2 separate regions of the Mus musculus genome follow, and region 1 is linked to region 2. Evidence: chromatin loops called from intact Hi-C (ENCODE). Cell type or tissue: left cerebral cortex. All regions are shown on one strand. Links, peaks and the distances in the headings refer to the core of each region. The heading gives the core; the rest is flanking DNA.

Evidence for each region. Hi-C counts contacts between places; a loop is a spot of excess contacts. Peaks named below come from ENCODE experiments on the same cell type or tissue, not always from the same donor. Only the 100,000 strongest peaks of a DNase experiment are listed, where the experiment ranks them.
Region 1: it touches region 2 in a loop (12-fold over the local background); 6 of 42 quality-filtered maps call a loop at or near these places.

The regions. Positions count from the first base shown.
Region 1 is chr4:85,917,833-85,930,555 of GRCm38, forward strand. It overlaps a transcript of Adamtsl1 not described here and the pseudogene Gm8949. Among named protein-coding and RNA genes, the nearest start is that of Adamtsl1, 130 kb to the right of the region's middle. In left cerebral cortex, for the core only: no CTCF peak of the experiment used is centred there; DNase peaks (open chromatin) are centred at 2,867 and 5,159; H3K27ac peaks cover 1,391 bases.
Region 2 is chr4:86,007,115-86,019,837 of GRCm38, forward strand. It overlaps a transcript of Adamtsl1 not described here. Among named protein-coding and RNA genes, the nearest start is that of Adamtsl1, 40 kb to the right of the region's middle. In left cerebral cortex, for the core only: no CTCF peak of the experiment used is centred there; DNase peaks (open chromatin) are centred at 3,179, 6,721 and 7,983.

The DNA.
Region 1 (12,723 bases), core at 1,841-9,840, 90 kb before region 2:
GGTATAGAGGACTTTTGGGATAGCATTTGAAATGTAAATGAAGAAAATATCTAATAAAATTTTTTTTTAAAAAAACCAAATAAACAAAAACAAACAAACAGAAAACCCAGTAAGGGCACATTACAAACAATGATGATCTCAGACAGTTGTGCCTTGCTTATCTTCATTTTCTGGCTTCATTTAACTGACTACCCAGAGAATACTGGCAGTTGTTTTCATGAACAAGACACTTTAAGCATGCAAACTCCTAAACTCAGACTCTGCCTCTGAGTTTTTCTGGACAACCAAATCCCTGTTCCTGCTCAGTATGAGTGAGCTGAGCTAATGTATCACAGGGGTGATTTAGTCAGATCAAAATACAATCCCATGACATTCATGAGAGCCCCCAAAAATGCTCTCTGCTAGGAGAAGAACTTAGAACCCTTTTCTAGTTTTCCTGAGTCTTACACCAGCCTCAGATAATTCAGCCTAGTCGTTCATTTACTTGTTTTCTCTGGGTTGGCATGTAGTCAGGGCAGCATTCAGATTTTCCTGGATCGGCCTGTCTCAGGCACAAATCCTAAAAACAGGACTAGGGTCCATCACCTATCACCTGATGTCTTAAAGGACAGATTTTCTGTCCCACATACACGTTGAGGCATTTGTCTTTCACAAATACACTGTGCCCAAATTTAAATTCTCTGAAGACAAAAGGCCCAGTGTGGGTGTTAGGCTGTGGTTAGCTGTGCTTCAGCGTTGCTAGAAATGGAAAAATACCCATAAAGAGGCGAAGGAGGGGGAGTGACTTTCAAAGGGGTCTAGGTAATATGACAAATGGTCCATCCCACACTCTCTCCTCTCCTGGCTGTTTTGATCCATCTCCACCTGGTCCCCAGGTGTGCAAGACCACAGAATCCCATTTATGCTGCTTCTGTGGACCAGACTCATTCTGGGCTGCACACCTTAAAACAATGGCCTTATTCTTTCAGGCATTCAAAGAGATCTCAAAGTGCATACATAGCTGCTGCTGCTTCTGCTGCTGCTGGTCCATTGGAAAAATTAAAAAGGAATATGAAATCCCACACACAAAAAAAATGAGAGCCCAGCCCTTCCCAACTGTCTGCAGCCTGTACCAGGATAGTGCAGTTGATGTGAAGTTGTCTCTGCAGCCTGTACCAGGATAGTGCAGTTGATGTGAAGGTGAATTAGCGGAGCACTGAAAAGGAATATGAGCAAAATGAAGAAGTTTTATTTTATTTTGTTTTGTTTTTCTTTGAAAACTCAAGAGTCTAAGCCTAATTGACGATGTTGCCTGAATGGAAAGTTGGGATATTCTTGACTCTAAGACAGCTTGGTAAGAAAAAGCAAGTCCTAGGAAGTTTGTTCTGGCATTCACTATCTCAGGTTTGTAACAAGCAGAGCCCAGTGACAGGACTTTGCATTTCTTCAGCTGAAGAGATACAGTTTTAGTGTGATTAGAAACCGTAAATGGATAGAGCCGGGTGTGCACTGGACTGGCATTCCCCGTCTTTGACTTTTATGGCATTCTAAGACTCAAGGCAATATCTGGATACAATACCTTCAAAATTTTCTGTTCAAAGAATGGGTAAGGGAAACACAGAATTGTGTCTGAGCGGAACTAGAGACATATCACTGTGTACGTGTAGCTATGAAACATGAAACTCAAGAAGATGGAAGACTAAAGCATGGATACCTTGATCCTTCTTAGAAGGCAGAACACAATATCCAGGGAAGGAGTTACAGAGTCAAAGTTCATAGCTGAGACTGAAGGAAGAACCATCCAGAGACTGCCCCACCTGGGGATCCATCCCATAAACAACCACCAAACCCAAACACTATTGCAGATGCCAACAAGGTTTTGCTGACAAGACCCTGATATATCTGTCTCCTCTGAGGCTATGCCAGTGCCTGGCAAATTCAGAAGTGGATGGTCACAGTCATCTATTGGATGGAACACAGGGTCTCCCAATTAAAGAGCTAGAGAAAGTACCCAAGGAGCTGAAGGGGTCTGCAGCCCTATAGGAGGAACAACAATATGATCTAACCAGTACCCCCAGAGCTCCCTGAGACTAAACCACCAATCAAAGAAAACACATGGTGGGACTCATGACTCTAGCTGCATATGTAGCTGAGAATGGCCTACTCGGCCATCAATGAGAGGAGAGGCCCTTGGTCTTGCAAAGATTCTATGCCCCAGTATAGGGGAATGCCAGGGCCAGGAAGCAGAAGTGGGTGGGTTGGGGGAGCAGGGGGAGGGGGGAGGCAATAGGGGATTTTCAGAGAGGAAACTAGGAAAGGGGATAGAATTTGAAATGTAAATGAAAAAATATCTAATAAAAATATATTATCATTTTTTTTAAAAAACCTCTTATCTGTGTCTTCATCATAGAAGAGAAGCTGCATTTTCAAATGCTGGAGGGACTTTTAGTATATTTGAAATTTCATTGTCTTGAAATAGCTAAAATTGTAAGGAGACATTAATAATAAGTGGCATGCCAAAATATGAATTGTATAATTTGAAATAAATGCCTTATATATAGGATTAATAAGGACACTCCATCATCTGGCAGGAGAAGATTTAAAGCACCAGGTTCATTGAAAGGAGAGAAATAATAACTTTTAAGGTGAAAGATCAAAAAAAAAATCTGTGTGTGGTCCAAAAGGTATTTTTAAAAAGAGCTTGCAGAGGTGGTGAGGGCTCCTTAATGTTTCAGAGCTTCACGTGCCAGGTGTGATTAGTCATATCTATGACACAATGAGAAATGCATGAGTAAGAGACATTTTAAATCACCAGTGTTTAATTCTAAGACTCTTGGGAAATATGATGAAATGCCACACTTGGTAATGTGTATTCGTAAGGAGGACTAAGAGGGCGCAGGAAATAGTCTACTGCTTTAAAAATAGAATCACAGAGACTGCTTCAGACAACAGGTTTCCCAACCATCTGTGGCTAAACAGACAGTAGACCTCATAGAAAGCTTAACTAAGACTATTCCACTTTTCTTGTCTCCTTTGTTCAAGACTTGAATAGTGAACCCTGGTTGAGTTGCCTTACTGTGACTTAGATTTCTTTTTCTTATCTCCAGCTTAATGACTCAGTCATAACTTTTAATTTACAAAATAGTTGTACCTTTAAAAAATAGAATTCTTGAATTTTATTTATTTGGTTTTATTTTCTAAATTTTTGTTTCAACGAAATTTCTTTTTTATCCCCCCCCCCCATATACTTCTCCCTCTCAAATTCATGGTCTACTTTTCTTTCTTTTTTTTTTTTCTAATTTTCTAATTATATTTATGTACAGAAGACTTAGTATACATTTAACCCAGTTTAGTGGCGAGTTCTTTAGCTTTTGTCTTTTCCAGCTTGGCAATGTGAGCCACAGACTTAGGGTCCAGGACGTTGCCCCCACCCCCAGTGGCGACGGATCTTGTCATATCTGTCATTGTAATTGGTCCTAGTAGCTTCCACCAGCTTAGCCAGAGCATCCTTGTCTTCCGAGTTTACCTGTGTGAAGGCAACAGTGGTGCATGTCTTCCTGTGGACCAGGCGCCCCAGCCTGGCCTTTCCCTGATGATGCAGTAGATCACCCCCATCTTTTGACACAGGGCAGGCAGGAATCCCACCAACTCAATAGTGTCTACATCATGGGCAATCACCACCAGCTGAGCCTTCTTGTTCTCCACCAAGGTGGTGACTGTATTGACTCCTGCTGAGAGGACAGGTAGTCTCTTAGTTGGGAAGTCCCCTTTTTCAGCAGCTTTCTTCTCAGCACCGGCCAGTAGCCTTTGCTTCTTCTCTTCCTTTGTCTCTAGCCTGTACTTTTGGGCAAGCTTAAGCAGCTGAGTAGCTGTCCAGGGCCTGGGTGAACTGGTTAATGGCAGGAGGTACTTTGAACTGCTTATAGAGGATGGCTCATTGCCACTGTAGCCTGATGCAGCAGGGCCATTTGACGAAGCATGTTAGATCTCTTTTGGGCTGGATGTTCTTGGGCCTTTTCTCAAACAAAGGATTGACCACCTTTTTGGCCTCCTGTTTCTTGACAAAGGCAGGGGGCAGAGGGAGGTCACCTTCTTCACCTTGGCCTTTGGGTATCTTGCTTGGTTGGTGGAGAGAGACTCGTTTTCTTTATTATAGTTATATAAGTAGATAGATAGATAGATAGATAGATAGATAGATAGATAGATAGATACTGAGCAGCCTGCTAAGTCCATTTAGTATTCCTTCTTGTATGTGCAGGATCTCAGGCCTGATCACTTAATATTGAATAACAAGCTATTGGACTCCTTCACGTGAAAGACTGATTCTCCCTCTCTCCCTCTCTCCCTCTCCATATTTCTAGTTGCCTATAGTTCTTTGCCTAAGCATAAGGCCATGAGAACCCCCACTTCTACATTAGCACATCTACTGGTCTTCACTGCTTATGTCTTCTTTAGGCAGCCAGATTGTTGAGCTATCGTAGATGTACCTTTCCCGTCATTTCTAGGAGATACAGCCATTGGCTTTTACAATCTTTCAATTCCCTTTTCCATGATGTTTCCTGAGCCTTAGGTGCAGGCTTATATTTTTCAAAACCTAGTTTTAATAAGGGTCTTTAAATGCTTTAACCTCCTTTCTAGTCCACCACACACCAGAGAGGTAGTGGACGTGTTGATAGGGCAAAGGAGGATGTGGACCTGTTTAGACATAGTTCTTTGGGGTGAATCCAATCTGCATTGTCAAGATACCAGCAGTTAAGTTCACAGTAATCAGCAGCAGCAGCTCAATCCATTTACAAACCCCATACAGGAGTCAGCAATGACAGATTGATTCAGAAGAAACTGTGAGGTTCTGCCAATCATCCCAAAGCAGCAAGAAGCTGCTGGAATACCACCAGACGCTCTTTAGTGGCATTTCTTTCTACGAAGTCATGAAAAGTGATGACCAGCAAAGAGTGGCAAGGTAAACCAATACCACAGAGCATCATCAGTGAAGACTAGGATCAGCAAAGCCCAAGGATGACTTGTAAAGGACGGCAAGGTGAACCAGTACCACACAGCATGATCCACCGTCTGCTGGGTTATCTTCATACCCTTTCCAAATAGTACGTGTTCTCTCAAGCATCTGCTCTAGGAAAACATCACATGCCCTTTTTCCAGGCTGCCTTCAGAAAAGCACTACCCATCTGTTCTCAGCATCTCTTCCCACATGTCTGCTTCAGCAAAGTACATCCACGCATAAGACAGTTTCCAGAAAAACATCACATGACACAACTGACTCTCCAAAAATAAAAGAAATTTCCACTTCACTTGAGTGCAGAGACTGTGTTTAGCATGTATCTGTTGAGGGCTGGGGACTCCGCAATCAGTGGTTCTCTGTATTTTAACCAATTGTGGTTTTCTGTGATGGTCTCTGTCTGCTGAGACCATCTCTGCTGCAAGAGAATCTTCCTTGATAGGTAGTGCAAGATAGACTTACTTGTAGACATAAGGATAAGGATCTAGAATATAACTAGGAATTGTGCTAGCATATTAAAGTAGCAATACGTGGTTATAAGATCTATGACCTCACTAGCCATGGGTAAGTATGTAACTAGGTTTTCAGTACCAGGCATGATGTCCCTCCTCGTGGGCAGATCTTAAGTTCAATTAGATAGCTGTTTGTTACTGCTAAGATTTGAGTGTTACTATTGCCACTGAGTATATCTTGCCATGCAGGTCGTTGCTATGGTTCATAGACCTCATAGCAGGGTAGGACTCCTGGTTCCTTTCCTCCCTTGGCAACTAACACAGCATCTTCCAGTTCTATGAAATTTAGTCCTGGGGAAGAGGCTTTCAGGTAAGATCTAACTTGAATCTTCTGAGTCTTGTGTCTGAAGTACATAATGTTTCAGAAATAAGACTTTACCTTCAACCTCTGGAGGGCAACCAAGGTCAACTTCAATAGCCTATGGTGTTTGGGGAGTCTCTTGAACTAACAACTAAAAAAAAGTTTTCTCATGTTAGACAGTCTATGCTCTTTATGGGGAGCATAATCAGCCCATGTAAGGAATAACATACACTGTTTACACATTTTGACATTGCTGTATAGAAGAATATGTGTAAGTTTTCCTAAAACCATATTTGATGAAGAAACTTTGAGTCTTTGCCACTAAAAAAGTCAGCGATAAGGCCTGGAGAGCTAGCTCAGAAGGTAAGATCACTGACTGCTCTTCCAGAGGACCTGAGTTCAGTTCTCAGCAATCACATTGGTAGCTCATGACCATCTATAAAGGGATCTGATGCATCTTCTAGTATGCAGGTATACATGCAGATAGAGCACTCATATACATTAAATTCATTAAAAGGAGATATTTATTTACTTATTCACTTTATAACCTGCTCACTGGCCTCCTCTCCAGTCACCGTCTCCCACAATCCTTCCCCCATCCCTCTCCACTTCTTCTCTGAGCAGGTGTTCCCCCTGAGTATCCCCTTTGGCACTTCAAGATAAAAAATCTTTTATCTGTCACTTGGTAGTTGGTTTCTGATATCAGCAATAGTGAAATTGCTCAATACTGACTCTGGTACTTCTCTCATACATAAAACATGGCATTTATACACTTGGAAAGACTGAACAATTCATAAAAACAAAATAAAAAAGCACACCTTTATTCTAAAGTACGCATTTTTTTCTCTATATACTTTTGTTTTAAAACATACAACCATCACTTCTCATTGTCTTCAGTGCATCTTTGAATGTAAACCGAATAACCTACCATAAGAGCTTGTTGCTAACACCACACCTCCTTGTGTTGAAGAAGTGCTTAAAAGAAGAAATCACAGTAAACTCAGGTCATATTTTACTGTTTGGGTCAAAAGGTAGATACTGTAACTGTAGGAGAGATCTGAGAATAGTATTACATAAAGGAACTGTTGTTTAAATCATCTGGCCATCTCACAGATGAATATCCACAGAACACACAAGACTTCATCTGTACTGACAGCAGTCACAGAATCTTTATCCTCTAAAGTGTGTCCGTGTCTCATCTTTCTTCCATCTAGAGCTTGCCTTTTCTCCCTTTACACTCAGAACACCAAAGATGGTTTTTGTGTAAGTACACATGACTTCTGGCTTTGTATGTCAATAATAGATTATTTCATCTCCCATCTATATCTAAAAGTGAGCTCCCTGTTAAGCAGTTCTGATTTTTTTCCTGTAATGAGTCATTAAAATTGTTTTCTTATTGATTGATTGACAAGCGAAGGGTGTACCAAATTAAAAGGTTCAAAATAAAAAGTATCCTTCTCAGTCACCATGGTTCCATGACAAGATATAGCCTACATTGCATAACTTGTTTATTTGTCTTATGTGTCTTTTGTGTGCATGAATGTCTGGGTACAGCCTGTGTTCCTGGTGCTACTGGAAGCCAAACAAGGCATAGGATCCATGGGACTTGGGTTAGGAATTCTTGTGTGTCACCATGTGGGTGTTGGGAATTGAACTAAACTCCTCTGGAAGAGCAGCCAGTGCTCTTAGCCACTGAGCCTTCTCCTAGCTCCCGTCCCTTGTCTCTTGGAAATTCTTTTTTTTTTTCCATTTTTTATTAGGTATTTAGCTCATTTACATTTCCAATGCTATACCAAAAGTCCCCCATAGCCACCCACCCCCACTCCCCTACCCACCCACTCCCTTTTTTTGGCCCTGGCGTTCCCCTGTACTGGGGCATATAAAGTTTGCGTGTCCAATGGGCCTCTCTTTTCAGTGATGGCCGCCTAGGCCATCTTTTGATACATATGCAGCTAAAGTCAAGAGCTCCGGGGTACTGGTTAGTTCATAATGTTGTTCCACCTATAGGGTTGCAGATCCCTTTAGCTTATTGGGTACTTTCTCTAGCTCCTTCATTGGGAGCCATGTGATCCATCCAATAGCCGACTGTGAGCATCCACTTCTATGTTTGCTAGGCCCAGGCATACTCTGGCAAGAGACAGCTATATCAGGGTCCTTTCAGCATAATCTTGCTAGTGTATGCAATGGTGTCAGCATTTGGAAGCTGATTATGGGATGGATCCCCGGATATGGCAGTCTCTACATGGTCCATCTTTTTATCTCAGCTCCAAACTTTGTCTCTGTACCTCCTTCCAAGGGTGTTTTGTTCCCACTTCTAAGGAGGGGCATAGTGTCCACACTTCAGTCTTCATTTTTCTTGAGTTTCATGTGTTTAGGAAATTGTATCTTATATCTTGGATATCCTAGGTTTTGGGCTAATATCCACTTATCAGTGAGTACATATTGTGTGAGTTCCTTTGTGAATGTGTTACCTCACTCAGGATGATGCCCTCCAGGTCCATCCATTTGGCTAGGAATTTCATAAATTCATTCTTTTTAATAGCTGAGTAGTACTCCATTGTGTAGATGTACCACATTTTCTGTATCCATTCCTCTGTTGAGGGGCATCTGAGTTCCTTCCAGCTTCTGGCTATTATAAATAAGGCTGCTATGAACATAGTGGAGCATGTGTCCTTCTTACCAGTTGGGGCTTCTTCTGGATATATGCCCAGGAGAGGTATTGCTGGATCCTCCGGTAGTACTATATCCAGTTTTCTGAGGAACCGCCAGACTGATTTCCAGAGTGGTTGTACAAGCCTGCAATCCCACCAACAATGGAGGAGTGTTCCTCTTTTTCCACATCCACGCCAACATCTGCTGTCACCTGAATTTTTGATCTTAGCCATTCTGACTGGTGTGAGGTGGAATCTCAGGGTTGTTTTGATTTGCATTTCCCTGATGATTAAGGATGTTGAACATTTTTTCAGGTGCTTCTCTGCCATTCGGTATTCCTCAGGTGAGAATTCTTTGTTCAGTTCTGAGCCCCATTTTTTAATGGGGTTGTTTGATTTTCTGAAGTCCACCTTCTTGAGTTCTTTATATATGTTGGATATTAGTCCCCTATCTGATTTAGGATAGGTAAAGATCCTTTCCCAATCTGTTGGTGGTCTTTTTGTCTTATTGACGGTGTCTTTTGCCTTGCAGAAACTTTGGAGTTTCATTAGGTCCCATTTGTCAATTCTCGATCTTACAGCACAAGCCATTGCTGTTCTGTTCAGGAATTTTTCCCCTGTGCCCATATCTTCAAGGCTTTTCCCCACTTTCTCCTCTATAAGTTTCAGTGTCTCTGGTTTTATGTGAAGTTCCTTGATCCACTTAGATTTGACCTTAGTACAAGGAGATAAGTATGGATCAATTCGCATTCTTCTACACGATAACAACCAGTTGTGCCAGCACCAATTGTTGAAAATGCTGTCTTTCTTCCACTGGATGGTTTTAGCTCCCTTGTCGAAGATCAAGTGATCATAGGTGTGTGGGTTCATTTCTGGGTCTTCAATTCTATTCCATTGGTCTACTTGTCTGTCTCTATATCAGTACCATGCAGTTTTTATCACAATTGCTCTGTAGTAAAGCTTTAGGTCAGGCATGGTGATTCCACCAGAGGTTCTTTTATCCTTGAGAAGAGTTATTGCTATCCTAGGTTTTTTGTTATTCCAGACAAATTTGAAAATTGCTCCTTCTAATTCGTTGAAGAATTGTGTTGGAATTTTGATGGGGATTGCATTGAATCTGTAGATTGCTTTTGGCAAGATAGCCATTTTTACAATGTTGATCCTGCCAATCCATGAGCATGAGAGATCTTTCCATCTTCTGAGATCTTCTTTAATTTCTTTCTTCAGAGACTTGAAGTTTTTACCATACAGATCTTTCACTTCCTTAGTTTGAGTCACGCCGAGATATTTTATATTATTTGTGACTATTGAGAAGGGTGTTGTTTCCCTAATTTCTTTCTCAGCCTGTTTATTCTTTGTGTAGAGAAAGGCCATTGACTTGTTTGAGTTAATTTTATATCCAGCTACTTCACCGAAGATGTTTATCAGGTTTAGGAGTTCTCTGGTGGAATTTTTAGGGTCACTTATATATACTATCATATCATCTTCAAAAAGTGATATTTTGACTTCCTCTTTTCCAATTTGTATCCCCTTGATCTCCTTTTGTTGTCGAATTGCTCTGGCTAATACTTCAAGTACTATGTTGAAAAGGTAGGGTGAAAGTGGGCAGCCTTGTATAGTCCCTGATTTTAGTGGGATTGCTTCCAGCTTCTCTCCATTTACTTTGATGTTGGCTACTGGTTTGCTGTAGATTGCTTTTATTATGCTTAGGTATGGGCCTTGAATTCCTGATCTTCCAAAACTTTTATCATGAATGGGTGTTGGATCTTGTCAAATGCTTTTTCTGCATCTAACGAGATGATCATGTGGTTTTTGTCTTTGAGTTTGTTTATATAATGGATTACATTGATGGATTTTCGTATATTAAACCATCCCTGCATCCCTGGAATAAAACCTACTTGGTCATGATGGATGATTGCTTTAATGTGTTCTTGGATTCGGTTAGCGAGAATTTTATTAAGGATTTTTGCATCGATATTCATAAGAGAAATTGGTCTGAAGTTCTCTATCTTTGTTGGATCTTTCTGTGGTTTAGGTATCAGAGGAATAGTGGCTTCATAAAATGAGTTGGGTAGAGTACCTTCTACTTCTATCTTGTGAAATAGTTTGTGCAGAACTGGAATTAGATCTTCTTTGAAGGTCTGATAGAACTCTGCACTAAACCCATCTGGTCCTGGGCTTTTTTTGGCTGGGAGACTATTAATAACTGCTTGTATTTCTTTAGGGGATATGGGACTGTTTAGAAGGTCAACTTGATCCTGATTCAACTTTGGTACCTGGTATCTTTCCAGAAATTTGTCCATTTTGTCCAGGTTTTCCAGTTTTGTTGAGTATAGCCTTTTGTAGAAGGATCTGATGGTGTTTTGGATTTCTTCGGGATCTGTTGTTATGTCTCCCTTTTCATTTCTGATTTTGTTGATTAGGATTTTGTCCCTTTGCCCTTTAGTGAGTCTAGCTAAGGGTTTATCTATCTTGTTGATTTTCTCAAAGAACCAACTCCTCGTTTGGTTAATTCTTTGAATAGTTCTTCTTGTTTCCACTTGGTTAATTTCGCCCCTGAGTTTGATTATTTCCTGCCGTCTACTCCTCTTGGGTGAATGTGCTTCCTCTTTTTCTAGAGCTTTTAGATGTGTTGTCAAGCTGCTAGTATGTGCTCTCTCCCGTTTCTTTTTGGAGGTACTCAGAGCTATGAGTTTCCCTCTTAGAAATGCTTTCATTGTGTCCCAAATGTTTGGGTACGTTGTGGCTTCATTTTCATTAAACTCTAAAAAGTCTTTAATTTCTTTCTTTATTCCTTCCTTGACCAAGGTATCATTGAGAAGAGTGTTGTTCAGTTTCCACGTGAATGTTGGCTTTCCATTATTTATGTTGTTATTGAAGATCAGTCTTAGGCCATGGTGGTCTGATAGGATACATGGGACAATTTCAATATTTTTGTATCTGTTGAGGCCTATTTTGTGACCAATTATATGGTCAATTTTTGAGAAGGTCTCGTGAGGTGCTGAGAAGAAGGTATATCCTTTTCTTTTAGGATAAAATATTCTGTAGATATCTGTCAGGTCCATTTGTTTCATAACTTCTGTTAGTTTCACTGTGTCCCTGTTTAGTTTCTGTTTCCACGATCTGTCCATTGATGAAAGTGGTGTGTTGAAGTCTCCCACTATTATTGTGTGAGGTGCAATGTGTGCTTTGAGCTTTACTAAAGTGTCTTTAATGAATGTGGCTGCCCTTGCATTTGGAGCGTAGATATTCAGAATTGAGAGTTCCTCTTGGAGGATTTTACCTTTGATGAGTATGAAGTGTCCCTCCTTGTCTTTTTTGAAAACTTTGGGTTGGAAGTCGATTTTATCCGATATTAAAATGGCTACTCCAGCCTGTTTCTTCAGACCATTTGCTTGGAAAATTGTTTTCCAGCCTTTCACTGTGAGGTAGTGTCTGTCTTTTTCCCTGAGATGGGTTTCCTGTAAGCAGCAGAATGTTGGGTCCTGTTTGTGTAGCCAGTCTGTTAGTCTATGTCTTTTTATTGGGGAATTGAGTCCATTGATATTAAGAGATATTAAGGAAAGGTAATTGTTGCTTCCTGTTATTTTTGTTGTTAAAGTTGGCATTCTGTTCTTGTGGCTGTCTTCTTTTAGGTTTGTTGAGGGATTATCTTCTTGTTTTTTCTAGGGCGTGGTTCTCGTCCTTGTATTGGTTTTTTTCTGTTATTATCCTTTGAAGGGCTGGGTTCGTGGAGAGATAATGGGTGAATTTAGTTTTGTCGTGGAATACTTTGGTTTCTCCATCTATGGTAATTGAGAGTTTGGCTGGGTATAGTAGCCTGGGCTGGCATTTGTGTTCTCTTAGTGTCTGTATAACATCTGTCCAGGCTCTTCTGGCTTTCATAGTCTTTGGTGAAAAATCTGTTGTAATTCTGATAGGCTTGCCTTTATATGTTACTTGACCTTTTTCCCTTACTGCTTTTAGTATTCTATCTTTATTTAGTGCATTTGATGTTCTGATTATTATGTGTCGGGAGGAATTTCTTTTCTGGTCCAGTCTATTTGGAGTTCTGTAGGCTTCTTGTATGTTCATGGGCATCTCTTTCTTTAGATTTGGGAAGTTTTCTTCAATAATCTTGTTGAAGATGTTTGCTGGTCCTTTGAGTTGAAAATCTTCATTCTCATCCACTCCTATTATCCGTAGGTTTGGTCTTCTCATTGTGTCCTGGATTTCCTGGATGTTTTGAGTTAGGATCTTTTTGCATTTTCCATTTTCTTTGATTGT
Region 2 (12,723 bases), core at 3,028-11,027:
ATTATTCATCCCATCACAGTGGACAAAGGGGTACTTTGTACTGTCTTTCTGGTGGTGGTTCTTGTTGAATATTATGGTTTGAATCTGAATTTTTAGGAGTGGGGCCTTACTAGCAGAAATAGTCCAGTAGGAGTGAGCTTTCTAGGATTATGGCCATCTCCTCCATGTTAGTCACCTACTGTTTCCTGGTCCACTCGTGGTGGGTAAGCAGTCACCATGGTGCTCTCCTGCCACAGTGAATTGGGCATGTCTGGCATTGTCTACACCGAGAGACTGAAACCCTACAAATGGTATGCAACAAAATCATTTTTTCTTTCCTTACACAGTTTCTTGTGTATTTTGGTCACAGTGGTACAAAAGTAGCTGAGACAGAAACAGCTACTTTCATAGGGCTACCTTTCTAGGCTGAGTGTTGAGGATGACCACCCCTAGATTTTTCTCTTTCGACTGTCATATTCCTTACCTTCTCAGCAGGAAACTCTTCCTGGATACGTATGCAAATTCGTTTAAGGAGGAAGCATCAATTTATAGTTTGCAGTTGGCTTCTGAACACAGTTCCTGGAAGCACATCCTTGCAAGCTGAGAGACAGTTTTGAGACAGTCTCACTCTGCAGTTCAGGCTGGCCCGGAGCTCACCGTATTCCTGCCTCAGCATAAAACATACTGGGATTGCAGGCATGAGGCACTACCTCTGCTCCCAAAGCTTAAATAACCATGGAGGCTTGCGTCTCAGAAGCTGGTTTGAAGGCTGCCCCTTTAGTAAGGAGCTGCTCTGAGTAAATGCCTACTCAGAGAAACAACTCAAGGACTCATCCCTGGGTATCTGGCCTATAGTAGTTGATAAGCCACAGTCAACACTATCTTACTTGAGCAAACATATGCCTCTCCAATAAATATAGTTTCAAAAGGAATGGATTAAAGGTCAAAGAGCTGAGAAGAATGGAAGAGAAAGTGCGTGTGTAAGATGTCTCCCTAATTATTCTTGTACAGAAGATGCCTTGTACAAGACACAGTAAAGATTCAAAATGAGGTATTCCCTTAATGAGACTGAAGGGTTTTCTTTGGTATTTGCAATTTAGGCTGCAGTTCAAATTGGGTAAACCACTGGGTCTTTGTTTTCACCATATTTTGAAAAAAAAATGATCACCTGACCCAGGTAGAGGTAGATGAAGTGTTTGGCTTCCTGTGTAATGTAACTGCCTAAATGTCTCCCTGTGCTGCAGTGATAAGTGTGGCTATTCATCTCACCCATATTATAATCCCCACAATGCCTGGCAGCATAAGTGTGGCTATTCATCTCACCCATATTATAATCCTCCAATGCCTGGCAACATATGCCACCGAATACTGTTGCAGACTTTCAGACATGTCTGTGAATTCGATCACCACTTTCTGGCTATACCTGGCTTCTGAGGATCAAGTGCTGGCAGACTGCTTTTGTCTCCTAGGTCAGATGCTAGTATAACTTGGGCCAGCAAAGAGATGCCACCATTAACTAAGCCATAGCACATCTCAACCAGGTTGTTGAAGTTTTGTGGCTACATGTTCTAGGGTCACCTGTTCCTGATCCCCCTGCCCCTTGTGCAACCTCAATGTCATGATTCTTGAAATTATATCTTTAAAGCTTATGTTCTGGGGTTTTAAAGCTCTGGGAGATTTAAGTAAATTTTTATTCAGATAATCTAAACAATTTTAGATGACTGCCTATGGTTTAAGTAGGGTCAGTTAGCTGTAAATTATGTTACTAAGGGAGATAATAAAATGATTAAAAATACTATTTAAAGTGTTTCAAGGATGGCTGAGAATAAAATTTAGAATTGATCAACTCCTCATTTTTGTTACTAAGTTTATTACTTATCCCCCTAAGTTATAGCCAGGCATCATGATGGCTTCAATTCCAGCATTCAGAGATAAAGGTAGATACAACTCTCTGAACTCCATGGCAGTCAGGGCTATATTGTGATAGCCAATCTCAAAAAAAGGAAAAAAAAGAAAGAGAGAGAGAGAGAGAGAGAGAGAGAGAGAGAGAGAGAGAAGGGGAAGGGGAAGGGGAAGGGGAAGGGGAAGGGAAAGGGAAAGGGGAAGGGGAAGGGGAAGGGAAGGGAAGGGAAGGGAAGGGAAGGGAAGGGAAGGGAAGGGAAGGGAAGGGAAGAAAGGGAAGAAAGGGAAGAAAGGGAAGAAAGGGAAGAAAGGGAAGAAAGGGAAGAAAGGGAAGAAAGGGAAGAAAGGGAAGGGAAGGGAAGGGAAGGGAAGGGAAGGGAAGGGAAGGGAAGGGAAGGGAAGGGAAGGGAAGGGAAGGGAAGGGAAAAGAAAGAGGAAGGAGGAAGGACGGAAGGAAGGAAGGAAGGAAGGAAGGAAGTAAGGAAGGAAGGAAGGAAGGAAGGAAGGAAGGGAGGGAGGGAGGGAGGGAAGAGAGAGAGAGAAAAGAAAGAAAGAAAGAAAGAAAGAAAGAAAGAAGGAAGGAAGGAAGGAAAGAGAAAAAGAAAGAGAGAGAGAGAAGAAACTAAAAGAAGAAAGGAAGGAAGGACAGGTAGATATGTTTGGAGATATAACATAGGATATAACATAGGAATCTCCATAGAATTAGAGTACAACTGAACAAAATGAGTTTAAATGTGCATGGGATTCTCAATTACTTAAAAATAGACTTGGTAATTACCAATGATATTAGACAGATTCCCCACTTAGATTTGTATTATGTGGCTGAATCACTAAATATGGATATAGTCAAATTAATAGGATATACCTTCATTCTTTAGCAGTATTTTTGGTTGTTTGACTGACTGATTTTATAACAGGGTATCACTCTATAGCCCTGGGTTACCTGAAACTCATGAAGATCTGCTTGCTTCTGCCTCTCAAGTGCTGGGATTAAAGGCATACACCACCACACTCAGTTCAAATATACTTTGAGTGGGTGTTCCCGAGTGTCACTCTAGAGATAATTCCTGTAGATTTTGCTGAAAGCAATTTCATGGGTTAAGAGAACAGGTAATCTGGCTATTTCATAGTTAACAAGAATATTACAAAATGTGACTTTTATATCAAAACAAACTCTAGAAGTTACCATAGCATATGCTTTTGAGCTGTACAAAGTAAATCAGGGGGTGTTCAGAAGAGCAATTGAATTTTTTAGAACCTCAACAATTTGGCACCTCTTGGCTAACAACATTGTAGCACAGTTTGGCTTGCACTAGAATATCTAACTAGCACTGGCCCCATTTTTTTCTTGCTCTCTTAAAGTCTCAAAAGATGTTCATGTCCTGACAGGAGCCCAGGACCTACCTGCAAGCTTCCTGAGGTAAGCACAAACTCCTCTAGGTTACAGTTTGCTGGACCTTTTCCATTAGCTAAAACATTTTATTTATGTTCTTGGCTCTGTTGGCTCTCTGCTCTAAAGCAGGGGCAGAGCCTGCTATGCCATTCAAGATGAATAGAAAGATGATGAAATCCACTCAGCTTTCCCTCCTTTCCCATTACTATGTTCCAAAGGTATGGTCTGTGCTTAGTAGCATGCCCCTTCCTTCTCTGTGTCTAGCTGAGATCTTTGATATCTAATATCTCAAAGTTCTGCTCCACCAGAACTGTCAGACAGTTGGCTACCTTCTTTTCCATCTACCTTGCACGCCACCACCCCACCCCCCCAACACACACCAATCAAGGTGATTATGTGAGGGTTACCTTTTGTTTTATACATCTTCCAGTCATCCAAGCATGGTAAAGCAATTTTAGATCATTATATAATTTTTCCACAAAACTCAATAGGCTTTTGTAAAATCTGTCATATACCTGGCATTAGACTTAGCATTAAAGACAATATCAAAGATATGTTACGTGGTTCCTGAAGCTTACAAGGATTCTCCTTTTTGCCAAGAAAAAGAGAGAAGGACGGGGGGAGAAAGAGAGGGGGGAAGAAGGAAAAAGAGAGGAGGGGAGACATAAAGAGAGAGGCAGAGAGAGAAAGAGGAGGGACAGAGAGGGGAGGACCAGAGGAGGGAGAGAGAGAAAGAGATAGGGAGACAGACAGACAGAGAGAGAGAGAGAGAGAGACAGAGGGAGAGAGAAATTAGATAATGAGAATTAGAACACATCAGTTTTCAAAATTAAACATATTCAAGCAGTAGTATCTAAATAAGAAGAGATAAATTGTTCAATGTATAAAAATGAGGCAATATACTGGATTTGGGGCCATTTTGACTGTGTGTTTCTTTAATGTGCATAAATAAAAAGCCTCAGTTCTTTTGAATGCCTTCTTTCTTACTCATTCTGATCTTTCGTATGTAATCCGTAAAAGGCCATTGCTCCCTTCATAAATCTTCCTTAATTCAAAGCATAACTCCTAAAGTTCAGAAACTGAGCAGATTAGCTAGTGCTGCCCCTCACTAAAATGGTCAGGGATAAACAACTCCCTGGAGTCACAACTACAGTCAACACAAAAGTAAATCAAAAGTCAGTTATGAGTTCCAATGATTTATCAATGAGATTGTTAATGGTGTGTGTCTGAATTATAGCATTATTACAAACTCTGCGACCAATTGCTACCCCCATTACTTCATAGCAGTTTAAAGCACATAGTATTTTATATACATGTATGCATATTCATGCATGCACATACATATATTTGCATCTATAAACTTGGCATTTCATGATGACATATGTTTTGCCACTAGATCAGCTGTATTATTTTTGGAAACATTATTCTCTTTGCTTGGAAATCATAACCTCTCAGTCAATCTGGTTATGACTTCATACCTTTTATAGCTTTCAGTCTGTATTTTTGCAAAAATCTTATTGTGATTATAAACCAGTTTTCTCTGGTTATGGGAAGAAGAAATAACTTCACATGATGCATCTTTAAAGATGCTTAGAGTTCCTTGTTGGTGTATGATGTGTTTGCGTGAGCACATAGCCTAACAGGTAGGCTTTTAAGCCAAACTGACTGTTGAATCTCAGCTTACTAATTAAATTACAGTTGAGTCATCAAGAACAATACTTTCAAGGTTCTATGGACCCTGGAAAGAAGATTAAGAGTAATTTAAAATGCAGAACACCATTAATTTTATTCATTAGGCATAAATAATTCTCTTACTAACTTATCATTCCTCTTTAGGGGAAAATGGGATCTCCACCTTTCATTTCCATTTTTATACACTGACGTCTTTTTTCATGTAAAAAAAAATCATGTCATTTAAAGTCTCTAGTGATTTGATGCTGTGTTTTAAAACAATGGCTTCTGTACAATTTTAGCTGCATGGAAATCACCTGAGAATCTTCTTGACAGGTACATAGTACTCCAGAGTGTCTGGAGTGGGACTGGGCATCTGCACTCTTAAGCACCAGTTGATGTGTCACAGATCTATCAACAACACTGTGAATGCCATGGCCAAGGCACCAGAACCTAGTCTGCAATCCTCCTCCAATAGCATTAGTGTTCTGTGGATCACATCAGCTTCCTGAGCTTTATATCTCTGGTTACTTTTTCCTGCCATGTTTAGCATTTTCATCCATTACATTGTTTATATTAAAGGCTCACAATTCAGAGTAATGTCCTCAAATAATAATAAGAAGGCATCTTTAGTACAGACTTTGAAAAAGTTCCATACGTAGAAAACTAAAGTATGTTTTGGACACATGCTTATTTATATCTAAGTGGGTTTCATGGGCTCATCCCAAGGTTTCATCCCATTCTGACCACCTGTGTAATTCCCCTGAGCTCCACTCATCACAGCATTAAAAGAAAGTCTGTACCTACTATACAGTCATAATAAGAATATGCTAGCCCATGGTTTTTCAGTTGCCCTGGTTATGGGAAAGTTCTTTATACTGGCAGGCTCTCCTCAAGATGGAATGAAAGTTGTACTAGTCAAAGGGTCAACAAACTTTTCTGAATGGAGCCTGAAAGAAGCAGGAAGTAGTTTCCATTTGTACTGCTAACCAGTGCTCCTTAGTACTTCTAACTCGGGCTGGATGTGGCTGGGAATACTGAACCTATACGATTTTTGGGTTATCTATGTAGATATGAAACAGGATTCTGGATGGGTTTTGTGACGTTTGCATATATTAAGCCCCCACAGAGATGATGAGGAAATGTTGCCAAACTGTCCAGATGTATTCACTACTCAGCAAGTGCCAAATAGGCTGTGTAGCTAGATATGTAGAGCGTTCCTAACATGTTCTTTGAGTAAACACCACACATGCACCAAACCTTTCCTACCACCTTCTGCTCTTCTATTACACAAGATCAAAAGAGATTCATTAAATACAAATTAGGGGACAAATATGGGCTGAGCGATGGCTCCGAGGTGCTTTTATTTGTTGATATATTGAAGTAATAATTTCAGAATATAACCACAAACAAGTACTGCTTGGATGGCTTTGGAGTATTTGGCCCTGTTAGAGGCAAATCTCAGGAAACATCCTATTACTGGAAGAAGCTAAAAGTGTATCCCTCTGGCTCATTATCCCCAAGTATGTCTTTGCACATTCATTCAGAGACAATCATGGACATCCTCTGAGACTGTTGAAGACCCAGATCCTTAAGATTTGGAAGAAGTTACAATGGGGATGAGAATCTGTATGCAAGACACTATTGAGAAACTCCAAAACTCAGTTGGAAGCAACACTAGAGGTCTTTAGTCCAAATTGCGATGCAAAGCTTAAATCATGTGTCTCATTGCTTGGCAGATGGTTACCAACTTGTACTTCAACACTTCCAGGAGTGAGAAATGCAGCACTTTTTAAGATGACCGATGCTTCAATAATGGTTCCAAATGTTTAAACACTCCCTCTGTTCCAGAGCCCAAATATACCTTCCTTAAACACTGGTTCTTAAAAAATGGCTCAGCATTTTTGCTCTATAAAGTCTTCCTCTATTCCATCTCAGCTCGCCCCACATTTTGTGTACATCACATTATTACCCCCATTTCTTACAGCTTTATTTTCATGTCCAACTCTATTCATGCACTGATGTGGGGAGCAGATTTTCAGGCTCCTCAGACCCAAATGTGGCACTAATAGATAACCAAACTATATTGGAAGAAGGACAACTATTGTCTGCAGGATGTGCAGATCATGTGATATGTAATTGCCATCTTTCTCATCAGCCAATAAAACCTCTGACATTTAAAGTGTTGTTAGAAAACCAAAAATCTTCAACACTTCCATAGGAACAGCCTTGTCCCTTGTGTATTAGGTGATAGTATACTCTTTTGAGACCAAACACAAAGTCAATAGAACCCTTTCCTAAAATGTCAGCTGAATAGATCTCACTTGATCTACTCATTGATCAAATGTTTGGAATCTACTCATCTCAGTTAGGTATCAGCTACAGATGATGTTTTTAATTAAATAAAAATGCTGACAAGATAAAGTATGGAGTCTTTTCTATACTGCTTTATATTGGCCCTGATTTACTAACAGAGAGCCCAGACAATAGGAAATGTTCCTGTAAATGTTGAGTTGGGTAGGTTTTCCTTTTTGTTCCATAGCAGACTACCAAGAATTATCAAAAACTGTTCTCAAATCAAACATAATAATCATGGGATTAAAAAAAAATAATGCTAAGTAGAGAAAATCAATCTGGAGTCCAAGACTTTATTCTCATTTTATTTTTGAATTCCAATAATTTTTTGCTACTCACATGATTGTTATTAAAAGGAACCAATGTGAGGTGTGGAAAGATGGACTGTATCCACCTGAGCATTAGGAATCATCATAATGTTATCTGCTGATTCAGTCTACTATCACACGAGTAAAATGGCAAGGATTAGTTTAATAGAACCTGTCTGTATCAAAGTCACAGCCGGTGCTGGTAAGAACCTCAGTTCTCTGTATCTTTCCAAAAGACACTCCAAACTAATATGTCTCTCCCTCGGGCTAGCCATTATTTTATCCTTAAGTCTAATTTTAAGGCATTTCTTCATTGAGCCCACTTCTTTCATTCCTTTAAGAAGAAAAGGGAACCCAGATGGCGTGGCTGACAGTTACTATGTATATGGAATTCCTTAAGCAGTGTGGAGGAGAGTGCCTTATTTCGCAATGCTGATGGAGCCCACCCTTTGCAGGCTTTTCAGTATCTTTGTTCTCCGACGTGTTGAAATGAACGCTAATCGCTTTAGTTATGGAGTAGGGTATCTCCAGATAGCAGCAGATGTCCCTCACTCCCTTCTTTCCAATTTGGGCTGTGCTTTTGAAACTTTATGATAAAAAAAAAAATTAAAACTTAAGGGAGAGTAGGATTTTCTCTAAACATGCCACATCCCCCACTAGACAGCAATGTCATAATGAAAATGATGGTGGAGCTCTATATGAAGTTGGCGCATGGACCATGTTAAATATGTAAAGTAACCTAGTTAGACTTTTTAAACTGACTAACTTCCCCCTTATTTTTATTTATTTATTTATTTATTTATTTATTTATTTTAAGATAGGGCTGGCAACAGTCAGGAAAGTAGAGAAGGAGCTGCCAATCAGCTTCCACCATTCTGATCACAATGAAAAGCACACAGTGAAAAACAACTCCATTTGTTTCAGGCCTCAAACCTTATGATCATTCGGTGATCAAGAATTGATTATCAATACATATTCTCTAATAATCAAGTGCTAACTGTGCATGTGTTTATTTCCACTAAAAAGGACAAATCCCTTCATGAAGTAGAATATAAGAGAGCTGTTCCAGCTTCCCTCGGGTGAAAGATTGGACTTTGTGAACTCGTATATACATTATTGGCCTTTCCTAAGGAATACAATGGATTGATTACTTGCAATGACTACAAAAGCAGTGTTGAACTCTGATGAGATGAAACTGGGAAACCCAAACTGCTTTTAAGAGCCCTAATAGGGACATGTTTAAAATAGTGATACACCTCAGAACTGACTGGCAACCATTCAGAAAGGTCAAATTAAAGGCACAATTTGAAAAGGAAGCCACGATTTTATAACCAGGTTTATATTAATCCCAGGGATCTAAGCAGAAAACTCAGTTTATTCATACTACCCTAATTAAGCCCAAAACACTGGCTAGATTCTAAACTATTTGGTTAACAGTAAAGCCGGAGAGAATTTTCAAATAGTTCTACAAGTTTCAACCAAATGACTCATAAAACTCTAACAGACATGGTCTACAATACAAAAGTCCTGGCATAGAAAACATGGAATACCAATGGATTCTACAAAGTGTGCCGGTAAGGTGCTTAGGGAAATGCTGTTTAGGGGAATGTTAATTGCTATACTCATATCTTTCCACAATACAAGAAGCTGCTAGAAACTGTAAATTTGAGTGTTTCAGGCAGGTGAGTTATGATAAATTGTCTATGAGACAACTCTGAAACTTTATGTGATGGCTTCAACTTAGGAAGGCATTTGGTAGGCCATAGCAGCAGCATTTTGGAGGGGACAGTCACAGGGAAAAAAACACATTCAGACTGGGCAAGACAACTCCCCAGAGACTGGATGTCCAAATTCTCTTGGACCACCAACCAGGAAGCATACACCAGCTGATATGAGGCCACCAACACACATACAGCAGAGGACTACTGGGTTTGTGTTCATTCAGAGATGATGAACCTAACCCTCAAGAGACTGAAGGCCCCAGGGAGTTTAGAGGTCATGTGGGGCTGTCAGGGTGGGGACATCCACGTGGATGTACACGTGGATTAATTAATTAATTAATTAATTAACTCATTAATTTAAAAGAAGGAAGTCTTGTGTTCTATATGTTTGGGACATGAACCTATAAGCCCATTTTCATGGAAAAATCAGGCATCTGTGGCAACTTAATTGTGAACATCTATTATTTTGAGATGCCCCAACATAAGACTTCTGCTCACTTCTCAACTATGGAAATAAAAATTCAGTTTGGGCAAGCCTGTATTGCTATCAGCATGTTCCAGGAACTATTCTCTGCCTACAGCAAAGAACTAGAAAGCCAGGTTCCTGGTCATCTTGAGTAAGAAGACAGGGGAAATGAGAACAGAAAATGTTTGTTACTGATAAAGGTTTAGAAGAACACAAAGTAGGTTCTACATGTAGTGGCTCATAGCTGTAATCCCAGTAACTTGTAGGTTGAAGCACAAGAATTAGGAGTTCAAAACCAGTCTTAGGTAGATAGTAAGTTTAAGACCAGTCTTGGACAGATAAGGCCTTGTCTCAGAAAATAAAGTGATGTGACATGATAGCGTACACCCTAGGGATGTTTGTAGATTGAGAAATTGCTCAGAAAATTATATGGCGTTCTCAACTCCCAAATCATTCCTATCTTGAAGACCATAGTATCTGAGGAGTGTACTTAATTATTGGAATGCTTACTGTGAGTAGACTGTTCACTACTCGAAATGTAGTTAATAGTCATCAAGATGACTCACTCACTGTAGCTTCTGCTACCATCTCCTACTTTCTTAGCCTGCATCCTTCCCATTTGCTATCATCCCTTCTATTCATGACCAGGGTTGAAGGTTCTCATGTGCATGATTCTTTACCATTTGAGTTCACTTCTGGACTGGGCACTCTACAAATGTAGGGAGGGCCCTCACTGGCATTGAATGAGAATTAAAATCTAGAGAACTATGGTCATGGAGTCCTGGGTAAAATGGAAGTGAGTTGAAATTTGAAGAAGAATGTACTTAGATAACCTGTGATCTTTTACTCCAAAATAATTGGGAGAAATTTAAAGTAGTAATAATTCTGGGTAGAACTAGAATGGAGGCTCCAGTAATGGCAAGGACAAGGTCCAACAGAAACAGAATGGGGGGGGGCACCTTAGAGGGTCTGGATTGGTTGAGGACTACTTAAAAAGAGATTAGTAAAAAATAAAATCAGGAATGGAAGTTGATGAAAACTACACAGGACTGTCAGTGTTCAGTGGGGGAGGGGGGCGTGAGGGGGGGGGGGTTGGGGCCAGACTTGGAGAGTGTAGTTGAGCATCTTACCACTTTAAAACCCTTTTTACCCATCTACAGCCAGTGTTGCTTCCTCCTTCTCCCAGTGGCATCAACCTGTACTGCTTTAATGTTTGGCTTGAGTTCAGCTCTTTGCTCTTGAAACACCCTTGATCCTAAGTTCTTGAGTGTGAGCCACCTTTTCTCTTTCCTACCCTCTGTAGATGGACTTCTAACAGTAGTCTACCCTGGTTCTCAACTTCCTCTTATTAATTAAGCTGGGAATCAAGTCTCTGGCCCATTGTTCATTTCTTCTCCCCACTGATCTTTTATACTGCCTTTGTCAAGGTCCCCTCTTTGTGTTTAACAGTTATTTCAACCCATTTTCCTTTACCTGTTGTAATTGGTATAATGAACTCCTCCCTCCTCTTGGAAAAATCTATATTTAGTTCCAAGAACCACCTACTTTTGATTTTATCACTCCTCAGTGAAATCACTTAGAGGCCCCTTTTGTGATGAAGAGCTGCCTGTGAAGGGTATTGGGGAATTGTCATGGTAGATATACCTGTTACAGCATAAGGAGGGCAAGAGGAATACAGAGAAGGAAGCTGATCCACTGCAAGAATGGAACCAGCTGTAAGAGGAACTGCTAATGCTAAAATAACCTCAAAGTTGTCCTATAGACTGAAGCCAGCATCTGGGCATTGGATCTGGGCAACTGCCAGTCACTAGCTATAGGCAACCATCTAAAAGAACTGTAATTCCAGAAAGGGTATAGGCAATGCTTCCAAGGGGTTCCAACTGAGGGGTACTGTCCATCACAGGAATCTTACACTATGCATTCCCAAGCTAGACTCTACTTATACAAGCATCCTCTGGAAAATCTGCAGCTTAAGTTGCCAAACTCAGTGGCAGCAGTGGCATCTGGTCCACTAGTTTGGAGCAGCTATAGTCCAACCTCTACTTCATCTACCTCTTTGTGTATACCATGTCCAAGTATTTCTATGTCCTGTAAATGTTGTAACATTACTATCTAATGCAACTAGCCCTTCTTTCTACTTCCAATGCCAGTCTTCTCATTTGGCTTCTCTATCACCCATCCCCAGTGTATACCAATGAGACTGCTCTTAGTCACTGCACTAGGATACTGTATTACGCAATTTTACTTACAATTACTTACAATTCTTAACTGCTGTCTCACTGAACATGGCCAGGTCTAAACTCCTTAGGAGATTACAGAAGTTCTTTGCTGACCTACCTTATGCCACTGCTTCCCCTCTCCCTCTCCCCCTCCCCTCCTCCTCTCCCTCTCCCTCTCTCCCTCCCCTTCCCCTCTCCCTCTCCCTCCCCCTCTCCATCTCCCTCTCCCCCTCTCTCCCTCCCCTACCCCTCTCTCCTCTCCCCCTCTATCCCCCTTTCTCTCCCTTTCTCCCTCCATTCCTCCCTCCCTGAATTCTCCTTGGATACTTTCCCTTAGCTAACTGGCTCTGTAGTGTCTAACTTACAGACCATAGTCTTCAGAGTATAGAGGGTGACCCCAACACTAGATCACATTCTATTTAGAAGTCATTTCTTCTCATCAAGAGGCAAAGCCCTTGATCCAGAACAGTGATAAGGCAGGCATTTTCCTAAATACCAGGATTAATCCCAGGAGAACACATGCCCTTTGGGGCTTCCCAGCTTTGGCAAGAAGACAGCTCGACCCTGTTTGCTAGGCTAATCCCAGACTGAATGTTGCCACTAAATCCTAACTGAGCAGGACTTATGTACCAGCTGTTAACACTGATACACACTCGGTGCCAAGACCAGGCACCATTCCCCAGGCACTGATACATGCTTGCCTGCTAAT